Regions from separate parts of the Homo sapiens genome. Here region 1 is linked to region 2. The links are chromatin loops, found by intact Hi-C in ENCODE. Cell type or tissue: PC-9. All regions are shown on one strand. Each heading gives the region's core, and the rest is flanking DNA. Links, peaks and the distances in the headings are about the cores only. Region 1 holds the start of LOC105376850 (a long non-coding RNA gene). Region 2 has its middle 37 kb from the start of MIR4418.

Region 1 (8,437 bases), core at 295-8,294, 66 kb before region 2:
AAGACTCCGTCTCAAACAAACAAACAAAACAATAAACAAACAAACAAACAAACAACAAAAAACCCATACATTTCTTAGAGGAAGGGAATTATTTTTCTGTAAAACTACTGTCTGCCAGGCATGGAGGTAGGCAGAGTCGGTGCATAATGTCCTGGGAGCCTCCATGGGTTCTAAGAGGGATCATTAACCCCATTCTACAGATGGTGCAACTGAGGCTCAGAGAAGCTGAGGGACTGACTGGTCGAGGTCACAGAGTGAATTAAGGATGAAGTGCAGATTCCGGCCTAGGTCCCTGCCTGCCCCAACTCCCATGCTCTTTCCTGCACGGACAGTGCTCAGGTCTCTGTGCTGGTCACTTCCCCAGCACCAGTGGAGGTCCAGTGAGACAGTCTGAGCAGCTTTGGCAAAGGCTCTCCTTGCTCCCATAGTAGGGGAGCCCTGGGGCGTGGCTTTGGCGGCTATGCTGGCCAGAGTGCAGGCTGAAATCTGCTCTGGGGTGACTTGGTTGAGCTCCCTGGGGGTCCAAGGGTCCAAGGAAGGGGGCAGGATTTGGCTAGTGGGCAACAGCTGGAGAGTTGGCAGCTTTCATCCCAGCATCTCCACCTTCCTCCCCAGGGCCCTTTTCTCCTCTTTCCTCTCCTCACCAGGGACACCGCCACCTTCATTCTGAAGCCCACATCCCTACTTCTTGTTAGGGAAGGGAATCAGCCTGAGGGTCCCTGGACTTGAATGAGGTCACAGTTCCCATTGTAGAGATCAGTGAATCAAGGCCCAGGGATAGGAAGGGAAACTTGGCCAAGTGGCAGAGCCAGAACCAAGAGCTCCGGACTCCCTGCCTGGGACTCCTTTCTAATTTTTTTTTCTTTTATTTATTTATTTATTTATTTTTTTTATTGATCATTCTTGGGTGTTTCTCGCAGAGGGGGATTTGGCAGGGTCATAGGACAATAGTGGAGGGAATGTCAGCAGATAAACAACTGGGACTCCTTTCTTTAGACAACTACGAGGATGGGCTTATGTCCCTAGGAGACACCAGTTGGTTCCCATGGAAAACGGGCACAGATGATCTGAAATCAGATCTGAAATCAGAAATGAAGGTGGTTTCGGGCTACACCATCAGCACAGTCACACCACCCAGAGCCCCTCTTCCTGCCCTCCCCGTGTTCGGGACGAAGTGTGTTCTTTCTTGCAGGAGTAAAGGGGCAGCAATGTTTAATCCAGCTCCTCAATTCTCATGGCGAAATTTCAGGCATGGTGGCACCTGGGCCGGGGAGAGGTTTTGGAGCTAGCGGATATTCCTGGCTTCTCCCTGGCCCCCCTCCACGGTGACCTTTGGGAAGCTGACCAGGGCCCTTGCGCCAGGGCGGCCATCCTCGGAAGACTGTTTCTGTGTCTTCCTGTTGCGGTTTTGACTCTGGAGAAATGTTCCAGCCTTGAACTCACAGAGGGCCGGCCCCATGTGAAGCTCGAAGTTTGTTCAGCCGTTTTGGGCTCTCGGTGGCCGGGAGCTCAGCCTTAAGCAAAGTCCAAACTGACCGCAGCTTTCCCGGGCAACTCTGGAGCGGACGGGCCTATTTATATGTGGTGGGTTTTATATCACCACTTCCCTCCACGCTCAGTTTGTGAAGGTTTTTCTCCAGGGGGAGGAGGCATGGCCTTCTTTCCACCATCACCCTCACTTTTCCTGGCCCCTCAGGCCTGAGGGTGCCCCAGCCGGACAAAGGGAGGCAGGGTCACGCAATGGTTAGGATGTGGCACAGAAAGACCTGGCTGTAAGTCCTTCAGGTCTTAGCTCCAACAGCACCTCCTCCACGAGGCCTTCCCTGCCCTTTTTATTGTCCTCACGGATCTTACCACTGTGGGAATGATCTCGTCATGCATTTATTTGCCTTACTGTCTGTCTCCCTGGCTAGGAGGCCAGCTCCGTGGGTGCGGGGGCCATGTCTGTGCACAGGTGTATCCTCAGTGCCCAGATCGGTGCCAGGCATACTATAGGTGCTCAATATAAGAATGCAGAACAAATGCAAAGACAGGGTGTGCTCCCTCCAGCAGGGGTTCTCCAACTTCAAGGTGCATGAGAATGTGGTAGCGCACTTGTTAACTGCATGCCGAGCATCTGGATCCCTGGGCTGGGGTGGGCAGGCATCTGCAACTGGGCAGGAAGCCATCTGCTGGAAGACACTGCCCCAGGGACCCTGGGACTCAGAGCCCAGAGCGTGGCAGGACTGGTGCTAAGCTGTGGGCACAGCTCCCTAAACTCTCTGTCTGGGGGGCTGGGAGGGACTTGAAGGGGCCTCAGCTGGGGGCATTGGAGGATTCGCTTCCACTCCCAGGGGAAGCCAGGCTCTCCCTCCACTGGCGTTTGTATCACGGATCTCACCTTCTTCAAGTTCTTTGTTTAATGCCTGTTCTTGCTGTTCGACTCTAAGTGCACAGGGACTCAGTCAGTGTCTAATTGCCCTAGATCAAGGCAAGCAGGGCCCAGGCTTTGACCCTGGATCTGGCTATGGTTACTTCTGGCCCACACCCCGTCCCACAGGGTAAGGGGCCAAGAGTAGGTGCCCACCCAGAGCCCAGACCACCCCGGCTTGTAGAGCACACTCTGGATGCTGGAATGGCCTGCTCCAAAGGCCTGAGCCTGCTCCGGGGCCTGTGTGGCTCCCTTCCTGTGACCCATTCTCCTGAGGGTGGACTCCACTATGCTGCTAGGCCTGGAGGTGGCCATGGAGCCTATGTTTGGGGGACATGGACAGAGCTTGGATGTGTGGGCTGCAGTGGCCACACACTGGGCCCAGTTGGGAAGAGAAAGAGGACAGAGTGTAGCTGGGGCCTTCCTGATACTCTTACTGGGGGTATGCAAAACTGAGTCTCATTTCCAGTTGTATCCCTAGTGCCTCACTTGGGGCCTCGTGCCTGGTGCCTGGCTCACCCGCTCCTGGGTTCTCCCCAGCCTTCTCTGCTTCAAGCCTGCACCCCCCTTAGAAAGCAAGCAAGAGAAGGGCTGGGAAGAATGCAAACGTGTTATTTCCTGGCTTGTGTCTTAGTCCATTTAAACTGCTCTAACAAAATAGCTGAGACTAGGTAATTTATAAAGAACAGAAATGTATTGCTCACAGTTCTGGAGGCTGGGAAGTCCACGATCATGGTGTTGACATCTGGCGAGGGCCTTCCTGCTGTGTCCTCATGTGGCAGAAGAGCGGTAGAGAGGGAACCCACACTCCTGCAAACTCTTTTATAACAGCATCACTCTATTCATGAGGGTGGAGCCCTCATGACCTAAACAGCTCCCAAAAGGCCCCGTCTTCCAGTGCTGTTGCATTGGGGATAAGTTTTCAACACATGAATTTTGGGAGGGGACGAAAACCTTCAATCCATACCCCTGTGCATGTTCCTCATTTACTGAGGGCCTGCTGCTGAATCCAGACCTTTCTTAAGTTTCCACGTTTAATCCTCATGGCATCCAGCGGTAGGTAGTGCGTTCTCTGCCCTGTGATGCTCAGAGGAGTCAGGTGACTCAGGCAAGGCCACACAGCCAGAAGAACCCCCTTGCTTTTTTGACTCCAAAGTCAGTGCTCACAGGTTGGGGGAACTCATTTCTTAGCAAAGATCATGTGGATGGGTGCACCTGCTGATGGGAGTGGTGAAGGGGTGATGCAAGAAGAGGGCATGGCTGTGCTGTGAAGCTTGTCCTGAAGAGGGCAAGGACAGGTCTCAGGTCAGATAGGACGAGAGCCACCAGGTGGTCAGCAGTGCTGAGGCACAACTTGGGAGCCCTTCAGGTCCCCATAAGCACCATCAGACCTCTCAGAGCCTCCCCAGATAAACACTAGTCAAGTTAAAAAATGGTCTGACTATGCCATGCAGTGTCAGTTTCAATACTCTGGCTCCCTTCCAACCAGGTGGCTGCCCCCAAACTCAGGACTCACCACTGGGTGGGGCAGAGATCACACAGCCCAGCAGCCCTGGGGAAAGGGGTGAGGCCTCAGTGTTCCCTCAGGAGAGGGCTGAGTCCCTCAGTGTCTTCTCAGGAAGGGGATGGAGCCCTCAGTGTCCCTCGGGAAGGGGATGAAGCTCTCAGTGTCCGCAGGAAGGGGATGGAGCCCTCAGTGTCTTCTCAGAAGGGGATGGAGCCCTCAGTATCCCTCGGGAAGGGGATGAAGTCCTCAGTGTCCCCTCGGGAATGGGATGAAGCCCTCAGTTTCCCCTCAGGAATGGGATGAAGCCCTCAGTGTCCCCTCAGGAAAGGAATGAAGCCCTCAGTGTCCCCTCAGAAAGTGGATGAAGCTCTCAGTGTCCCCTCAAGAAGAGGATGGAGCCCTCACTGTCCCCAGGTAGGGGATGAAGCCCTCAGTATCCCCTCAGGAACGGGATAAAGCCCTCAGCATCCCCTCAGGAAGGGGATGAAGCTCTCAGTGTCCCCAGGAAGGGGATGGAGCCCTCAGTGTCTTCTCAGGAAGGGGATGGAGCCCTCAGTGTCCCCTCAGGAAGGGGATGAAGCTCTCAGTATCCCCTCAGAACAAAGGTGAACCTCTGTGTCCCCTCAGGGAATGGTGGCCCTCCTGACAGCACCCTCGGTCAGTCAGTGTTGAGTCCCATGCCGGCACTGCGCTAGTTTCATTGTCAGAGCAGCCCCCGGGGTGGCTACAGCTGTCATCCTCACGCTGCCGCGTCACTGCGTCATGAGTAACGTCCAGTAACTGCGGTTCAGAGAGGTGGAGCCACTGCCTGAGGTCAGGAAGCTGCAGGTAGCAGGGGAGCGGGTTGGCCCAGGCCTCTCTGGCTGCCAAGGCAGGAGCGGTCCCCGTGTGCCACCTGGGTGTTGCTGGACCTTGGACAGTGTGGCCAGAGGATCCGGAAGGGGTGAGTTCTGCTCCTGGCTCCCCTTGCTCCCAGACTGACCAGAGGTGTGTGGCATCTGGGGCTGTGGGGAGCTGGGGTGGGCCAGGAGCAGTGGGGGCAGGGGCTGGGGAGGGGTGGGAAACCCAGCCTGGCAGTGCCAATCCTAGCAGGAAGCACCTTTGCTTGTTCAGTCAGCCTGTGGGCAGAGGGCAGCTGTGTGGGGTGGCCGCTGCCACCAGCCAGAGATGGTTTCTAAGGGCAGAGGGTAAACAGTCACCTTGGCTACTTGGGCGTGCCATGGGTGGTGGTAGGTCAGCTCTGGAATATTCCGGGAAGTGAAGGAAGGAAATGGGAGGCCTCGGGTTGTGAGAGCAAGGTGGAGGCCATGAGCGGGAGGGCCCAAGAGGGCGTCTTCTGTCCTAGAATGCTGGCTACACAGAAGCCAGGCCATGTGGGAGGGCTGGGATTGTCTCCTCCCCAGGGAGCAGGGTCCTGGCAACAGGACCCCAGGGAGGCTTCTGCTCTGGTTGAGCCCGCTGCTTCCCGTGTGATGGGAGAGAAAGACAGCGTCTGGTTTCTTATTAATCATGAGTCCTTTCTGATCCCATACCACGGGCTGTCTACTTTCCATTTCATTTATTCAGCCCACAAATAGTGATCAATCCAGGCTCTGAACTAGGCCTGGGGTACAGCAGTGAAGACAAACACAGGCTCTGTCTTCGAGGCACTTGCAGTCTGGAATTGCGAGGTGAAACCACCTTCAGCAAAGCAAAGCAAAACACAGTGCAGCGGGGAGAGGATCATGTAATTGGGAGACTTTCAGACGTGCTGGCTTCAGGGCAAAACAACATTTTTGGCCTTAGCTGCTCTCTCTGCCTCCTGCTTCTGCTTTCTCTGTCTGGGGCTTCATTCTCATCTGGGCATTCTCCATGGTGCAGGGAAGGTGGCTGCCCTCACCAGTCTCCCTGCAGCGCCTCTGCCCTCTATCAACGTCCGTACGTCCGGGCTTAATCCAGACCCACTTTTGACACCATTGGATGTGGGTGAAATCGTTATCCTGAGAAAGAGGCAAAAAGCAATGTGTCTATGAGTGGGAAGATGGACATTCAGGGACCAATTTAACCAATACTTAATGTAATTATCATTGTGACTGGTGCTACAAAGAAGTACGAGGTGAAATCAATAAATGTGGGTCAGGCTGGGCGTGGTGGCTCATGCCTGTAATCCTAGCACTTTGGAAGGCTGAGGTAGGCAGATCACTTGAGGTCAGGAGTTCAAAACCAGCCTGGCCAACATGGTGAAACTCCATCTCTACTAAAAATACAAAAAAAAAAAAAAAAAAAATTAGCCAGGCATGGTGGTGGGCTCCTGTAATCCCACCTACTCAGAAGGCTGATGCAGGAGAATCGCTTGAACTCGGGAGGCAGAGGTTGCAGTGAGCTGAGATTGCACCACTGCACTCCGGCCAGGGCTACCCAGTGAGACTCTGTCTCAAAAACAAAAACAAACAAAATACATAAAAAAAATAAATATGGGTCTGAGAAATCAAGAAAGGCTTCGTGGAGGAAGTGGCCTTTGAATGGAGATTTGAATCATAAGCAGTCTGTTTCACGCTGCTGATAAAGACATACCTGAGACCGGGTAATTTATAAAGAAAAAGAGGTTTAATGTATTCACAGTTCCACACGAGTGGAGGGTAGTGAGGCTGAGGAGGCCTCACAATCACGGTGGAAAGCAAAAGGCATGTCTTGGGTGGTGGCAGACAAGAGAGAGAGAGCCAAGCGAAAGGGGAAACCCCTTATAAAACCTTCAGATCTCATGAGACTTATTCACTACCACGAGAGCGGTATGGGGGAAACTGCCCCCATGATTCAATTGTCTCCCACCGGGTGCCTCCCACAACACATGGGAATTATGGGAGCTGCCATTCAAGATGAGATTTGGGTGGGGACACAGCCAAACCATATCAGTGAGTTAACTGGCCTAGGATGGGGAAGATTGTTTTAAGCAGAGGGAACAGAACTACCATGAAGTTGGGCACAAGTGAGGAACAACTAGGGTCAGACCATTTGGGCTTCTGTGGGGAGGTGACAGTAACAATTTTGGAGTTTCCTCGAGAGCAATAGGAAGCCACAGGAGAGTTTTAACTGGGGGTGGCGTCATGGAGTGTAAGTTCTGTGGAGATCTCCCTGGCTGTATTATGAAGAATGGATGGAGGGGATGAGCAGGTGCTGAGAGACCAGCTGGTTGGCCATGGTACTAGCCCAGGCAGGAGAGGGCAAGAAGGAGGGAAATGACACCAGAGACAGAAAGAGGTGGATGAATTTGAGATACATTTTGGAGGTAAAATTAATAGGACTTGGTGCTTGATTGGATGGGGGAAGGGGTAGGGAGAGAAAAACACTTAAAGGACAGCTTCTAGATTTCTGGCTTGCTCTGTAGGACCCCAGTCCTATGGAGTGGGGATTATTGCCCCGCATTTTTTTTTTTTTTTTGAGATGGAGTTTTGCTCTTGTCACCCAGGCTGGAGTGCACTGGCACAGTCTTGGCTCACTGCAACCTCCGCCTCCCTGGTTCAAGCAATTCTCCTGCCTCAGCCTTCCGAGTAGGTGGGATTACAGGTACCTGCCACCACACCCAGCTAATTTTTGTAGTTTTAGTAGAGACAGGGTTTCACCATGTTGGTCAGGCTGGTCTTGAACTCCTGACCTTAGGTGATCCACCTGCCTCAGCCTCCCAAAGTGTTGGAATTACAGGTGTGAGCCACCATGCCCGGCCTGTTGCCCCTCATTTAACAGCACTGGAAGCTGAGGCTCAGAGACAGGGGATGGCTTCCCAAGGTCACACAGCAGGTGAGTGGTTGAGTCTGTAACTCATGCATGTGAAATGCTTAATACAGTACAAACCCAGGCCTGTCTGTCTTTAAAACACACATTCTTCTTCTCCATGGTTCTCTTTCCCTGCCTTTATCTTCTCCATTAAGGCTCTAAGAAATGAGTGGCGGGTTTAGAGAGGCTTGGGGAACCCAGCTCCCTGCTGAGGATACTCCCAAGGCAAATGAGTTTTCCTGAGGGTTCTAGAAAGTCCACAGCCAGGAGCCCAGGTCAGAGGAAAGCCTAGGGGAGGATGACTCAGGAAGGACACCAGCCTCCTCTACCTCTGACAGCCAGGATATGCAAAGCTGGGTAAATCCCCAGTATATGCACCTGGGGAATTTTAGTGTCTCAGGACAAGCAGGGACTGTGGTCAGGCCTGGAGGTAGAATCCTAGGCAGGATCTTCACTATATTATTTGGGTCCTGAGCCCAGTGGTGCACCTTCTGTTTTTGTACCTCTGTGGCATCCTTGGTTCTTAAGCCTGGTGCTCTGAGCCTGGTGACTTCTGAGCTCTGGCTCCCTCCACCATTCAGTGTCCTTGCTTGTAAAGTGATGTTTGCAATTCCCACCTTGCAGGTTGATTGCAAGGCTGAGATGAAGCCTTGGTACTGAGTAGGGGCCTGCAAGCTTCAGTCCAGGATTAGAATTCTCTCATGCTGGCCTTGGGGTTTGAGCACGACCAAGACAGTCAAGCATGTTTCCCTGCCGGAGATTCTGGGATA
Region 2 (8,437 bases), core at 352-8,351:
CTAGCCCCCAAAGTGCCCTAAGTGGGCACTCTTGTTATCTCAATTTTTCAGAGGAGGAACTTGGGGCTCAGAGAGGGTCTTGGCCAAGCTGAGACCAGAACCTGAGCATGCCTTTCCCATGGAGCCATCGTCCCCTCAGGGTTGGTTGAACTGGAGGAGGAAATGTCAGCCTCACTCCCCAGGACCAGGGACCTTGAACTTGATGCAAAAAAGATTTGTTTGTTGTGATGGTTTTAAGATATGTTTATACATTCTTTAATAGTCTCTTCAGGAGGTGGTTTAATCCTCCTCCCCTTGAGTATGGGCCTAGTGACTCACTTCCAATGAATAGAATATGGCAGATGTGTGTGACTTCCAAGACTAGGTCACAGAAGGCATTGTGGCTTCCTCCTTCTTCTCTTTTGCTTCACTTACTCTGGGGGAAGCCAGCTGCCATGTCATGAGGATACTCAAGCAGTCCTATGGAGAGGCCCACCTGGCAAGGAACTGAGGCCTCCTGCCGATAGCCATGGCAGGGAGCTGTATTGGAAGCAGATCTCTCCCCTCTCCCCGGCCCCAGTCAAGCCTTCAGATGACTGCAGTCCTGCTTGACAGCTAGACTGCAATCTCAGGAGAGACCTGGGTCAAAACCACTCCGTAAGTTGCTTCTGAATTCCTGACCCTGGAAATGATGAAATAATAAACATTTCTTGTTGTTTGTGGGATAATTTGTTATGCGGCAGCAAATAATGAATGCATTCATTTTTGTGGAAATGGCTCAAATCCCATCAACAGTAGATTATGATATAGTCCCAGGATAGAATAGTATACAGCAATGAGAAGGAACAAACCATCACTACAGACAACAGTGTGGATGAAGCTCACAAACATCTTGACCAAAAGAAGCTGCACCAGACAACACATACTGTGTGACTCCGTTCATATAAAATACAAAGACTGGCCAAGCCAATCTATAATAATAGAAATCAGGATAGTGGTTTTCCTTGGGCAGGCCCGGATGGAGTGGCCAGGAGGGGCCGGAAGGGGGTTTCTGAGTGCTTCTTACATGAATGCATTCAGTTTGTGAGAACTCATTGAGTGTAGATTTATGACTTGAACACATGTTTGTATATTAGACCTTACAGAAAAATCTTCCAGTTTGGAATAGGGTGTATGCCGGGTGAAAACTGGGCTGCTCAGGAGTCACATCTGGCTGTAGGATGAACACTGCTTTCGAGGTTATAGGCCTGGAAACCTTTGAGGGAAAGACTAGCATTCAGGTCATGAGATAGAAAGAAAAAGGGTTGGGGTGGCCGTATTGGGACCTCCTAGTCCCCAGGGCCTTGGCTTGAAGTCTTACCTCCTTAGCTCTCTGAGCTGATGGACAGGAAGGGACAAAGGCTCAGCCCCCAACTGGGGTTGGGGTCAGCTGAGGGGGCTTTCCGGGGCAGCAGCGAGGGCAGGGGGAGCCCTGCCTGGCTTTGTGATTCAGGGATTTGCTGTAATCCCAGTCCTTCCCTGCAGCCTGTCTAATCCCCACCCGTGGGGCTGAGCCTTTTCAAGATCTGACTTTGGCCTGAAAGGCTCCCAGAGGGGCCCACATTCCTGCCCACGGCATCCCCGCTCCTAGGAGGAAACTCATCAGGGTCTCTCCCCACCCCGGCATGGGGCTTCTCATCCTTGGGAAAAAGAGACAGTGCTCATAAATCCAGGGAAAGTTAAGATGGCCGTGAGAGAATCTGGAGTGTTTGACCTGCTTCCTTGGAGGAGACGGTGGTCTTTGATGCCTGGGTCCTGGGCCTTGTGCCATCAAGGAAATGGGTGAAGGAGATGCTGGCAAGAATGAAGACCTGTTGGGGGCAGCGGTTAACCACCTCCAAGGCCTGATGTGAGCTTCCTCTTTAACCTCATTGTTCACTTGACAAGCTCCAGCCACCTGTCTTTCGGATCCTAAGGCTCCCCAAGCTGCTTCCTGCCTCAGGACCTTCGTACAGACTTCCCCTTGGCTTGGAGATTCTCTCCCCTGATCCTTGCATGCTGCTCTTGCTTGTAACTGAGATCTCTACTTTGGGAGGCCAAGGTGGGCGGATCGCCTGAGGTCAGGAGTTTGAGACGAGCCTGGCCAACGTCGTGAAACCCTGTCTTCACTAAACAACAACAACAACAACAACAAAAAACAAAAAAACCCAAAAACCAAAAAGAAAAAAACCAACAACAAAACCTAGCTGGGTGTGGTGGTGTGTGCCTGTAATCCCAGCTACTTGGGAGGCTGAGGCAGGAGAATTGCTTGAGCCCAGGAGGCAGAGGTTGCAGTGAGTTGAGATTGCGCCACTGCAGTCCAGCCTGGGTGACAGAGCAAGACTCCGTCTCAATAATAAAAAACAACAACAACAACAAAATAACTGAGATCTCAGCTGCAATGTTACTTCCCCCAAGGCCCCATGGTCCCACTCTGTCATGTCACCCCGTGTCTCAGTTTTATTTCTTGCCTTTCCTTGTCTCCTCCGACTGGAAAGTGAGACCTTGAAGAGCAGGGGCCCCGTCCGCTGGGCTCCTGGCCATAACCCCCTCTAAGAATAATACCCAGTGATTCATGGTTCTCAGTGCATGTGCAGAGTAAGTGAATGAATGAATGGGAAAGGACAGAGTTACTTGAAGAAGAAGGAGAAAAACTTGAAAAGGGATGATCCTGCTCAACTTGTGAATCACAGATATGCTTCCCCTTGACACCAAAAGCTGCCCTGTGAAACCTGTATTATTATCCCATTTTTACAGATGAAAAACTAAGGGGGAAAAGGTTCAATAACCCACCAAGCCCACACAGGCGGTAGACTTGCAGGAAAATAATATTAGGGGCCTTGATTTTCACTCTCATTCTTACACTGAAATTCCCAGCACCCGAAATTTTACTTTTAGATATGCATTCCTTTTGCTTGGACATTGCCCTCTCAAGAACTTTCTTTCTTTCTTTCTTTCTTTTTCTCTTTCTTTTCCTTCCTTTCTTCCTTTCTTTCTTTCTTTCTTTCTTTCTTTCTTTCTTTCTTTCTTTCTTTCTTTCTTTCTTTCTCTTTCTTTCTCTCTCTCTCTCTCTCTTTCTTTCTTTCTTTTTCTTTCTTTCTTTTTATACAGAGTCTCGCTCTGTCGCCCAGGCTGGAGTGCAGTGGCACAATATCCACTCACCGCAACCTCTGCCTCTGGGGTTCAAGCAATTCTGCCTCAGCCTCCCAAGTAGCTGGGATTACAGACACCCGCCACCACACTTGGCCAATGTTTGTATTTGTAGTAGAGGTGGGGTTTCACCATGTTGGCCAGGCTGGTCTTGAACTCCTGACCTCAGGTGATCTGCCCACCTCGGCCTCCCAAAGTGTTGGGATTACAGATGTGTGCCACCACGCCTGGCCAAGAACTTCTTTCTTTCTTCTTACCTTTCCTCTTAGTTAGTAGTGAGAGAATTTTACATGAATGATTATTGTAGATGCATAACATGGTAGTTACAGAAGGAGTGTTGGAGGCTGTGTTCTAACTTGTCCATTTTATAAGTGGAGATACTGAGGCCCAGAAAGCAGAAATAATGTCCTCAAAGTCACCACATAGTAGGTGCTCACTAAGTGCTTATTAATTGAATCAACATAAACACGCACATTACAGAGGAGGCACGACCTGTTTGGAAGTCTCAGTAGCACGGCTTTGACTCCCAGCGCATTCAGCACTTCAGTGTCCGAAAGCACATTCGTGTACGTGATTGCAGGTAAGCACTTTATGATTCCCATTTTACACATGGGGCAAGTGAAGCCCAGAGAGGTAAAGCATCTTGTCCAAGGTCACACAGCAAGTTAAGAGGTAGTGTTGGGATTTGAACTTAGCTCTTGCATAACCTCTGCGGCTTTTTCTGGAACTCTGGCAGAGAGTTCAGCCAGTTATCTCTTGCCCCTTTCCAGGGGTCCCTGGGCTGGTCCATGGGGACATGGACCCAGGGGCCAGGGCTGGCCCTGGGCTTGCTCAGCCAGGATGTGTGTGAGTGTGAGTGTGAGTGCGTGCACATGTGTGAAGTCAGTGGCCTCACCCCTGCTGTTCCTGAGCAAGTTTCTGGCAGCTGCAGCTTATGATTGGTGTGGGGCACAGGCTGCCCAGGAGTGGCTGGGATCCATGTCTGCCCTGCTGCTACCTGCCTCCCCTCCTGGTCGTGGGCAGGCAGGCGAATCTTGTGCTGGGACTTGCCGGAGCCTCCGCATCAGGCGAGGCTGCAGGTACATTCCTCCTCCCTGGAGTCCCGGTGCTGCAGCTGGGGGGCCAGGCACTGACTAATTCTATACAAATTGGCTGATATTCTGAAGAATGCCATTCTGTAAGAAAGCAAATATTTAAATACTCAAGGCTGGGTCCTCTCCACCCCCGCACCCAAGTCCTGTCACCTGCCAAACGCTGGCAGAGCCTCTTGGAGGCATTTTGGGGCTGCACACCTGGCGGCCCCATGGGAGCTTTGTGACCCCCCCCTAGACTGAGCAGGGGTGGCTGGCAGATGGGACACCTGAAGCGGGACCCAGAGGGGGCTGTGCTGAAGCCCACACCAGGCAGCTTTTATCCCAGAGGGGAAGGTGGGGGCTTGATGGGGAATTAGAAACTCTGGTCTGGGCACTTTCCTGTGTATGCTCTTTGGGCCTCAGTTTCTCCATATGTAATATGGCATGTATGAATGGCCAAATAAGTGGTTTTCTAATCTGGTTGGACCCCATCCCAGACAAAATCTGAGAAGGCAGGGCCCAGGACCCTGCATTTTTACCAAGCCCCACGGGGAGCATGATGCAGTTGGTCCAGCCCCCCTGCCTATTCATGCCACACTGGCCAGAGAGGATCGCTGTGAATGGGCTTCAGAAAGGCCTCCCACAGCTTTAGCTGGGGGGAGGGCACAGCCGCCTGTAGAAGGAACAGCATGGCAAGGCCAGGGAAACTGTGAGGCCCTCTGGGAAAGTGGTGGGAGCATAGGTTGTGGGGTGGGGACAAAGGTGGTGTAGCTCAAGGCCTGGGACAGCAATGGCTAAGCAAAAGGAATGCATGTCTAAGAGTAAAATTTCAGGTGCTGGGAATTTCCGTGCATGACTAAGAGTGAAATTCAAGGCCAGCAAGGATTCTTTTCCTGCATGAGGCTTTCCTTATCTCAGCTTCATTCTCAGGCCACCTAATGACTCTCTTCTTTGACCTCCCAGGGCACTGACTCTCTCCCTCTCTTTCTAACTGAACTGTCAGTTACACAAGCTCACATTTTGCATGACTTTATGCATTTCCTTCTTGACAATGATGACAATAGCACTGCCTTCCCTTTGTTACACACTGTGTGTCAGGCCGTGTACTGACCACTTCTCTTGCATTCTCTCTCCTTCTCTTCACAAGAGCCCCATGAAGTGGTTTCTGGTGCTCTCCCCACTTGACAGAAAAGTAAACTGAGGCATAGAGTGAAGTGTCGCTTGACCAGGGGCACCCAGCGAAGATATGAAGAGCTAGGATTTGGCTTTGGGTCTTCCAACCCAGTGGCCTGGACTCGCACCCACCCTCTCCACTGTCGTTGGTGAGTTCCTCCAGGGCAGGGACTGGGGCTGATCTTCTCTGTGCCCTCAGTGCCAGTGTGAGGCGGGGCACATGGTGGACCCTGCCTGGTGCCAACCACATGGATGTGCTGTGAACATTAAATAATTGTCCCCATTTTACAGGTGAGGAAACTGAGGCACAGGAAATGGAATGACTCGTCCAAGGTCCTAGAACAGGCAAAAGGCAGAGGTAGTTGTCTTAAGCTGGGTCCCCCAAAAGCCAACCCCAAGTCAAGGATTTGAGTGCAAACAGTTTACCTGGGAGCTGATTTCCTAATGTCCAGATTGATGAGTCAGGAAATGAGACAGGAAGGGAAAGAGGCCAACAAGAGGAGGGTGTGTCGGTCAGCAGGTGAGCACTCTGGCCAGCTGGGCACAGACCCCTGGGGAAGTCTGGGAGAAGGGACAGAACAAGCCTCAGCATTGCCCCTCCAAAGGGGAGGAAATTGGGTTATTTTTCCTCCACTCTCATCTGTGTTTGGCTGAAGGCTGTTTCAGGCACTTCTGGGCCAGTATGTTCTGCGGCTGTAGAGGCAGAGTCACTGTTTGTTATTTGCAGTGAGAAATGGGATAGTGGGTATAGATGGGCAGTGACAGCTGCTGCCACAGAAATGTTCAAAACGTGGATTTTCAGAACTAAAATCTGTCCATCTATCATTCACACATCCATCCATTCATCCATTCACCCATCCACCCACCTACCCATCCACCCACCCGTCTGTCCACCCACCCATCCATCTACCCATCCACCTACTCACCCCCCCACCCATCCATAGTTTACTTATCTATCCATCTGTGCATCCACCCATCATCCATCCACCCACTCATCTGCCCACCCATCTGTTCATCCGTCCATCCATCCATCCATCCATCCATCCATTCACCCATCCACCCACCTACCCATCCACCCACCTGTCTGTCCACCCACCCATCCATCTACCCATCCACCTACTCACCCACCCACCCATCCATAGTTTATCTATCCATCTGTCCATCCACCCATCATCCATCCACCCACTCATCTGCCCACCCATCTGTTCATCCATCCATCCATCCATCCATCCATCCATCCATCCATCCATTCACCCATCCACCCACCTACCCATCCACCAACCCGTCTGTCCACCCACCCATCCATCTACCCATCCACCCACTCACACACCCACCCATCCATCGTTCACTTATCTATCCATCTGTGCATCCACCCATCATCCACCCACTCATCTGCCCACCCATCTGTTCATCCATTCATCCACCCATCCACCCATCCATCCATCCATCCATTCATCCATCCATCATCCATTCATCCATCCATCTGCCCACTCATATATCCATCCACCCATTCATTCACCCACCCATCCATGTATCCATCCATCCAACCATTCATCCATCCATCTATCCATCCATCCATCATCCACCCATCATCTCCCAGATCCTGGGTCTCAGGCACAGTTCGAGGCCCTGGAGGTCCAGAGATGATTCCCCAGACTTAATTCCAGTCGCCCCCATTCCCTGAAGGGGCTGCATATCTCTGGCGGTTGCTGTGAGGTGACCAGACAACATGGGAATGGGTGGGCTGGCTCTTGTGGCTAGTAGCCCCTGATTCCCAACCCTGGGATGTCTGGGTTCATGGTCCCCCAGCTCCTCAGAGGCTTCCAGAGATAGCTGGTACTGCTGTCATTCCAGGAAGCCCCTCAGAGGAAACACAGTCCCCATTCATGGGCTGGCTGCTTGGAACCGCAGACCCTGTGCTGTCACAGGGATTCACGCAGGCTTTACCTGCCCTCCTGTCCCAGTGCCAGGGCCGGTCTGAGGACATCCAGTGAGTCTTTGCTGAGCAGCTTTGGAAGTTGGGGCAGTGCCATGGATGCTACCAGAACCAAGTTCCCTACTATTCTTCTTGGCACCCAGAAAGACCACCTGCTTGGACAAAGGTTGTCCTGGGCTCACATCCTGTGGAGGAAGGGGACACAGAAAGCCATTATTGAGCACCTAGTGGGTGCCACATACTCAGCATGATGGGTGTCCCTGGACCCTCATGTCAAGTCAACACTAGAGGGAGGCATTCTCACCTCCACTGTACACTCAAGAAAACTGAGGCTCAGAGAGGGAAAGTGCCTTGCTGGAGGCCACACAGCCTGTGAATATCAATGCGGGAATGGTCCCAGGTCCCCTTGACTTGAGTCTCAGCGTCTTTTTCTGACCATGCACCTGGAACCGCTGTTCTAGCCCTGGAGCACTTCCTTCCTCCTTCACCACCATCTTCATCATCACTCAGACTCAGAGAGACTAAATGGCTCTTTCCTTCCCCAGGGACCAGGTTCTAGAGCCCATGACACATGTACACATGGTGGAGGATGCAGGGGCCATGTGGTCACAAACTGTTCTCAGCCAAAGGTCACAAACAGTTCTCTAGTACTCGGAATACAGGTTTGGGGTAGGACAGACAGGTCAGATAGGAGTCACGGTCTTGGCTTTGTTCCTTCCTTACTATGTGACCCTGGGTGAGTTACATCACCTTTCTGGGCTGCTCGATTTTCTCATCAGTAGATGGGGAGAAATATACACCTGTCCTACAAGGAGGATGGAAGGGGGAAATGGGATAAAATGTGCAAAGTGCCTTGTGTTTGTGTCCTGCATTTGTGAGGTCCCCCAAGGCCCCAGGGGTGTGAGGACTCCTGGGGCTCCAGCCTTTGGAAGGGCATGCGGAGAGAAGAGATTGGCCTGGCAGGGCCTCCCCAGGCTGGGCTCAAGTGTGTGCATTTGAGCACGCAGGGCTGGGGCCTGATGACCAGGGGGCAGCCCTGTCACTCCCTGCCCATTCTCACTCCCTGCAGCCCTCTCCTCCCCCTCCATGGGCTGTCTTTACTCAGCCA

What was found. A loop is a pair of places that touch in the nucleus more often than their neighbours do. Peaks named below come from ENCODE experiments on the same cell type or tissue, not always from the same donor. Only the 100,000 strongest peaks of a DNase experiment are listed, where the experiment ranks them.
Region 1: it touches region 2 in a loop (8-fold over the local background); 1 of 110 quality-filtered maps calls a loop at or near these places.

The regions. Positions count from the first base shown.
Region 1 is chr1:22,158,637-22,167,073 of GRCh38, forward strand. It overlaps LOC105376850 (a long non-coding RNA gene), which reads left to right and starts at 4,707. Exons shown (of 2, transcript XR_947057.3): 1 at 4,707-4,860. RefSeq lists enhancers at 6,548-6,647, 8,120-8,169. In PC-9, for the core only: no CTCF peak of the experiment used is centred there; a DNase peak (open chromatin) is centred at 4,705; H3K4me3 peaks cover 1,304 bases.
Region 2 is chr1:22,224,539-22,232,975 of GRCh38, forward strand. No RefSeq gene overlaps it. Among named protein-coding and RNA genes, the nearest start is that of MIR4418, 37 kb to the right of the region's middle. RefSeq lists enhancers at 4,374-5,007, 7,847-8,395, 8,396-8,437. In PC-9, for the core only: no CTCF peak of the experiment used is centred there; DNase peaks (open chromatin) are centred at 4,313, 5,133 and 7,983; H3K27ac peaks cover 2,567 bases.